Regions from separate parts of the Homo sapiens genome. Here region 2 is linked to region 1. The links are chromatin loops, found by intact Hi-C in ENCODE. Cell type or tissue: GM12878. All regions are shown on one strand. Each heading gives the region's core, and the rest is flanking DNA. Links, peaks and the distances in the headings are about the cores only. Region 1 holds the start of LOC124900823 (a long non-coding RNA gene). Region 2 overlaps ENPP6 (ectonucleotide pyrophosphatase/phosphodiesterase 6).

Region 1 (2,913 bases), core at 234-2,733:
GTGGCAGGCACCTATAATCCCAGCTACTCGGGAGGCTGAGGCAGGAGAATCGCTTAAACCCGGGAGGCGGAGGTTGCAGTGAGCTGAGATCGTGCCACTGCACTCCAGCCTGGGCGACAGAGCCAGGATCCATCTCAAAAAAAATAAATAAATAAAAGAGGAGAGAAAGTCAGTTACATGCTATAACATGGATAAACCCTGAAGATATTATGCTAAGGAAAATAAGCCAGTCACAAAAGGACACCTATTGTATGATTCCACTTATTTGGGGGACATAAAGTAGCCAAATTCATAGAGTGCAGAATGATGGTCACCAGGGTGGACAGGGAAGGATGCAATTAGAAGTTATTGTTTAATGGGCCAAGAGCCTTAGCTTGGGAAGATAAAAAGTTCCGGAGATGGATGGTGGTGATGGTTGCACAACAATTTGAATGTATGTAACGCTGCTGAATTATATACTTAAAATGGTAACTTTTGTTATGTATATTTTACCACAATTAAAAAAAATATTGAGTGCCTGTTATGTACTAGTCAGTGTTGAAAAAGACAGTCAGGTGCCTGAGCTCATGGAGCTTCCATTCTGGTGAAGGAAATAGACAATAAGTGAGATAATTATGAAGGAAATAAAGGGGTGATTTCACGACATAGTAACTAGAGAAGGGGATATTTACTCTAGATAGTGGTGTTGGAGATGAGATTTAAGGGATAGGAATGAGCCTCTAAAGGCATTGCAGTTAAAGGATGCAGCAAGGATAAAAGTCCCGAGGAAGGGAAAGACTGTCTGAGGAAGAGAAAAGAGGCCAGGAGGTTGAAGAAGCAGACACACGGCCTGGAATCTTTTGTTGTGCAAAGAAGAGAAGATGGTGGGGTAGATCAAGGGGTTGACAAACTTTTTCTGTAAAGGACCAGATGATAAGTAATTTAGGTTTTTCAGGCCAAGAGAAAAAAAAAGAAGGAAAAATGAAATTTCCATAATGACATTGGTAGGAAAAAAGTCTGACATAGTGTCTATAATTTTGAGAGAGGAGTGGCCAGTAGTGACAATTTTTTGTTCCACTTAGGAAATGATCAGAGGCTCACCTGAACTATTATCCATCCAAAAGTGGGATTCAAAGAAGGAAGAGGGCCTAGAAATGAGAAAGAAGCGAAAAATATGTTTGTTGAAAGGTCAACATGGGTGTTTGGAAGAGGTAATGCTAATGAGGTATTCGTAAAATTGGAGGTAGGCAACTTTGCTTTTGATACCCGTTATCACCATTCCATTGCCCCAGTAAATGTAAATTCCTTAAGTGTTTGGCACATACGATACGACGTCCAATAGATACTTGTTGAATAAGGTAACTTTTTCCTTCTTTTTGATTATTCCCTGAGAAATAAGTGTCCTGGTGCTGCCCCCTGGTGGCTAAAGGATCCCTTCATTGGGAGCCCAAACCCTCCTTGGCAATGCCGTGGGCTGGGAACCATGGCTCTGTTTGACTGTATAGTTCCCCTTCCTCACAAAGGATATTAAGGATGTTAAAGGGTATCAGTGGTATAGATAAGAGAAATACGTTTTTCTTTCTTTTAAATTCTATATTTGATTTTTAAAAACTTTATCCAAGTGGGCGTGAAAGTCTTAATAAAAATGCCTACGAATAAAAGGGTTACATGGACATGTGCAAGAGTAGTTCCTCCTATTTAAAACAAACAATTCCCTTTTAGCCAAACTTCCTTTTTACAAAACCGCTATATTTAGCTTTCCTTTCTTGAGATGAATCTTTCCTTTCCATAAAATTTTGAAACAAAATAAGTAACTGGCTTAAGCCAAAATTGGGATTTAATTTTTTATTTTATTTTATTTATCTATTTAGGGACGGAGTTTGGCTCTTGTTTCTCAGGCTGGAGTGCAGTGGCGCGATCTCGGCTCACTGCAACCTCCGCCTGCTGGGTTCAGGCAATTCTCCTGCCTCAGCCTCCCGAGTAGCTGGGATTACAGGCATGCGCCACTATGCCCGGCTAATTTTGTATTTTTAGCACAGACAGGGTTTCACCATGTTAGTCAGGCTAGTCTCCCACCTACAAAATTATTGTTTCTTGATCTTTTTTGTAGGCCTGTTTAGGCGTAAAATATTACTTTTGAAATTAACAATAAAGAGTAAAATTTGCCTCTTTAAGTGGATACCTGTGCTTATTTTTGGTAGCACAAATACTGGATCCTGGGATGAATTTGGACTAAGCACCTGCAGATTTCCTTTTCAATTGAAATGAGAATTTCTGTCTGTGTTCTTCATGCTTGTTATACTGGAAAAAGTTTGCTTACGTAAGTAAGAAATTGAACATTGTAACAAAATTTTCATTTTAGGCATACGAATAGCAGGATACTCTTCTTTCACAGAAATCCAGAACTCGCCTAGGGAGAGATCAGTGAATCTCATCTTGAATGTACTATCAGACTGCAGTTTACAAAGTTCTTTCTCTCCTCTCAAAGTCAAGTTCTCAAGCTGAGTAGGTTTAAAGGAAAAGTCCCTCCGCTGGTCATTGGTGTTGAAATGGAGAGAAAACGCCCTTTCATTTTGTCCTGAAGTTCTTCCAGAAGGTTTTCAATAAGATGTGAGACTTACTGATGTCTTTCCTTGCTCATAGGGCCAAACGACATTGGAAGCATTTTAAGATTTTTTCAGCATGATTTTTTCAAAAATTCAGTTTCCTTTTAAATCCAAGAATCTCATTACTTGGAGTCAACACGTTTTCTCCTGGGGCCTGCAAGATACTTGTTCAACTAGTTTATGTGATAAAGTATTTGCTAAGTAGGCTAGTTTCTGCTGACATTCTTTATCTTCAAAGCACTAAGAAAAATCTGGCTTTCCATTTTCTTGAAAGTCCTCCTGCAAGTCACCTTTCAGCTCGAACTCTTCCTTTGTTAAGCCACCTGGT
Region 2 (2,913 bases), core at 159-2,658, 630 kb before region 1:
AGTGTCGAACAAACTGTATTTACTGGGTTTCTGATTCGGAGGTAAAGCGCAAATGTTGCATTTTCTTTTCATTTTAATGCTAAGGATGATTGAGACAAAGGCCTGGTCTAGAAATTATAACTCTTATCTCATAATTATTCCTTGGCTTCCCAAATCAATGCAAGCATATAACAGGCATTATCATGGGGAGCTGGCGATGGAGTGCAGGCGCCCAGAGAGAATGCAGGCACCGGCAGGAAAGCGCGCAAGCCTGAAGGCACCCTCGCAGCGGCTTCTCACCGCGCGTCCTGGTGTGGGGCGACTTGTTTCTGGTTCCTTCCTGTTAGAAATGATTAACTGGTTGAGGGGCTCATCAAGGAGGGTCCTGGCATTGCTGTCTACCCCTGTCTAGAGGAGGGGTCCTGGAAGGCACTGGGAAGTGCTGAACATATCACCCTGGGTGAAGATGTTACCTAAATTCCTAATATAGTGCTGACTGTACAATGGCCAACTTGTCCTGGTTTGCCTGGGACTGTCCTGGTTTTCAAACTGAAAGCCTTGCATCCCTGAAACCCTCTCAGCTGCAAACCAGGAGAGTTGGTCACCCTGTTTGGTTGGCAAAACCTCGCTAGCAAAACAACCCAGTTCCTCTCACCTCCTGGCTCTTCCAGCTGTCTCTCTCTGATGGCAGCTTTCTTTCCATCTTTCCCACCCAGGTCATTCAAGGGCTCCTCCGCTCTTGGAGTTCCAGGATTCTGTCACTGCAGGACCCTTGGAGCGACCCCACCCTCTTTATTTGGACTCCCTGTGTGGACTCCTCATCCTGATTTCTCCTCCCCATCTCCCTACCCCAGTGCTACACACACACACACACACACACACACACACACACACACACACACACAAGCTCACACACATAAACATTAACACACACGTGCAACACAGACACACATAAACACACACTCACATATACACACGCACACACATGCTTACACTCATGCACTCACACACTCTCATACACAGGCACATACACACTCATGCACACACACATTCACACACACATGCACACATGTGTTTACATGCATGTAGGTTGCATGCACACAGCTGCGTCCCCACTGACTGACTCTCCCCTCGGCCTCCTCCTGTGTCCCCACTGCTGAAGGCCTCCCTGGGGCCTGAGCCTCCCTCCCTCCTTCAGGCTCGGGCACCCACTCCTGGCACTGACTTACTCTGGAGTCAATGCCCAGCAGCTGCAGCCCCCTTCCTCCCTCACTAAAGCTGAGCTCTGTTAGGGGAAGGAGCCGCCCTCCACCTCTGTGGCCCCGACCCCAGAAGCCTAGCTGAGTTCCTGGCACGAATCCAGAGCTCAGTCCACATCCGTAGAACTGAATAAACCGGCCCTGAAATCATGGGCTTCTCCCACATGCTGGCAGGGACGTTCCACCATCGCCTGGGACTCCTCTTACCTGGGGCACCCCACTCCTTCTCTGCCTGCATGGAGTGAATTCCCTCCCCACCAGTTGAGGAGTGGGGAGACACCCCCTCCAGCACACATTGCAGGAGAACCGGGTGCTTCCTTTCACCCTGGGAGTTGGCTGCCCACCCTACAGTGGGATCCCACTTAGAGGCCCCACTCTGCCTGAACGCACACACACAAGCCCACCCTCTACCCTTTTTTCTCACCTTCGGCCAGATCTGGAGGGCTGGGGCGCCTCCCCGGATGTCACTAGGTGGCGCTGTGTGGCAGTCCCTGGGCCCCGCAGTGGCTGGATGGGGTCAGCAGGCCAACCAGGAGCTTGCGGATCCACAGATGGACATTCCCACTGTGGAGGTGGAGAGGTGTGTGGCGGGCCCTTCTTCATGGGCCTGGCCTCAGCTGTATGCCCTTGAGAAGATAATGTGAGGTACAAAGCAAAGGTGCTAAAAGCCACTGGCAGAGGAAAAAGAAGGAAATCATGGCTGCAGCATTGTGAAATGAAGGCTGAGTCCATCACTTACACCACACAGTTACCTGTGCACCTGACCCGCCAGGTGGCTATGATTTTTTCATCAGTAAGAGCAATTGTTTTTCTGGGGCAACTTGTTATTTTAATAAAAATGAGTGGATTTACCTACGACTAGAAAGATCCAAAATCACTTTCAGGGCTGGGGTTTTTCACTGCTTTGTGTGTTTATTTGTGGAATCTAGGCTGTAAGTCTTAAATCAGGCCATCAGTCTTCACCTATCTTGCTTCTGTTCTTTGCCATGGGGCACACACAGACTATGAGGTTCATAATTGGTGAGGTTGTTAATAGCAAAAGTGTTCTACTTCGTGCTTCAGTGCTCACCGCCTTGTAGACTGTGAGAGGGAGAAGCAACACATTAAATCAGCTGACGAGACTAAATTGGGATGTGTTGTGATCATCACCATGGACAGATAAGGAAGAAAAAGAGAAAGTTAGAGATGCAGTAAGTGAAAGAAACCTTCCCATGGAAAAACACGAACCACAGCTGGAGAAGGAGGGACGAGGGATGCGGGAAACTCAGGAAACAGAGAAACTTGGAAAGCTGCAATGCGAGGGGGCGATTTATGGGGTGAGAGCAGATGGCTGTGCAATGTGATATGACAGCTAAATAAGCACAAGCAGGCTCAGCCCTCACAACCCACACTGCCCGGCTGCATACTGCCCGGGCACCTGGCCCCATGGCCAGGGGCATCTGCGGACCAGACCGTTGCCACCTATTGAACACCTATTGTGTGTCAGGGACTTAGCACACAGTCATGACATCCCCCACAGACCCTGCAAGGTGGCCAGGACCAGCAGGGAGACTGCAGCTCAGAGAAGTGAAACAGCCAAGATCCCAGAGCTAGAAAGTAGCAGCTGGAATTTAACCCACCTAACTGCACCAACCCAGTTCCAAAATCCTGTTAGTGCTTTGTGTCTGGCCACACT

Evidence for each region. Hi-C counts contacts between places; a loop is a spot of excess contacts. Peaks named below come from ENCODE experiments on the same cell type or tissue, not always from the same donor. Only the 100,000 strongest peaks of a DNase experiment are listed, where the experiment ranks them.
Region 2: a loop joins it to region 1, with 5 times the contacts of the local background. A loop is called at or near these places in 7 of 110 quality-filtered maps.

What each region holds. Positions count from the first base shown.
Region 1 is chr4:183,470,900-183,473,812 of GRCh38, reverse strand. It overlaps LOC124900823 (a long non-coding RNA gene), which reads right to left and starts at 1,314. Exons shown (of 2, transcript XR_007058411.1): 1 at 1,081-1,314. In GM12878, for the core only: a CTCF peak has its summit at 1,402 (motif pointing left); a DNase peak (open chromatin) is centred at 1,342.
Region 2 is chr4:184,099,276-184,102,188 of GRCh38, reverse strand. All of the region lies in intron 6 of ENPP6 (ectonucleotide pyrophosphatase/phosphodiesterase 6), which reads left to right. Among named protein-coding and RNA genes, the nearest start is that of ENPP6, 120 kb to the left of the region's middle. In GM12878, for the core only: a CTCF peak has its summit at 1,705 (motif pointing right); no DNase peak of the experiment used is centred there.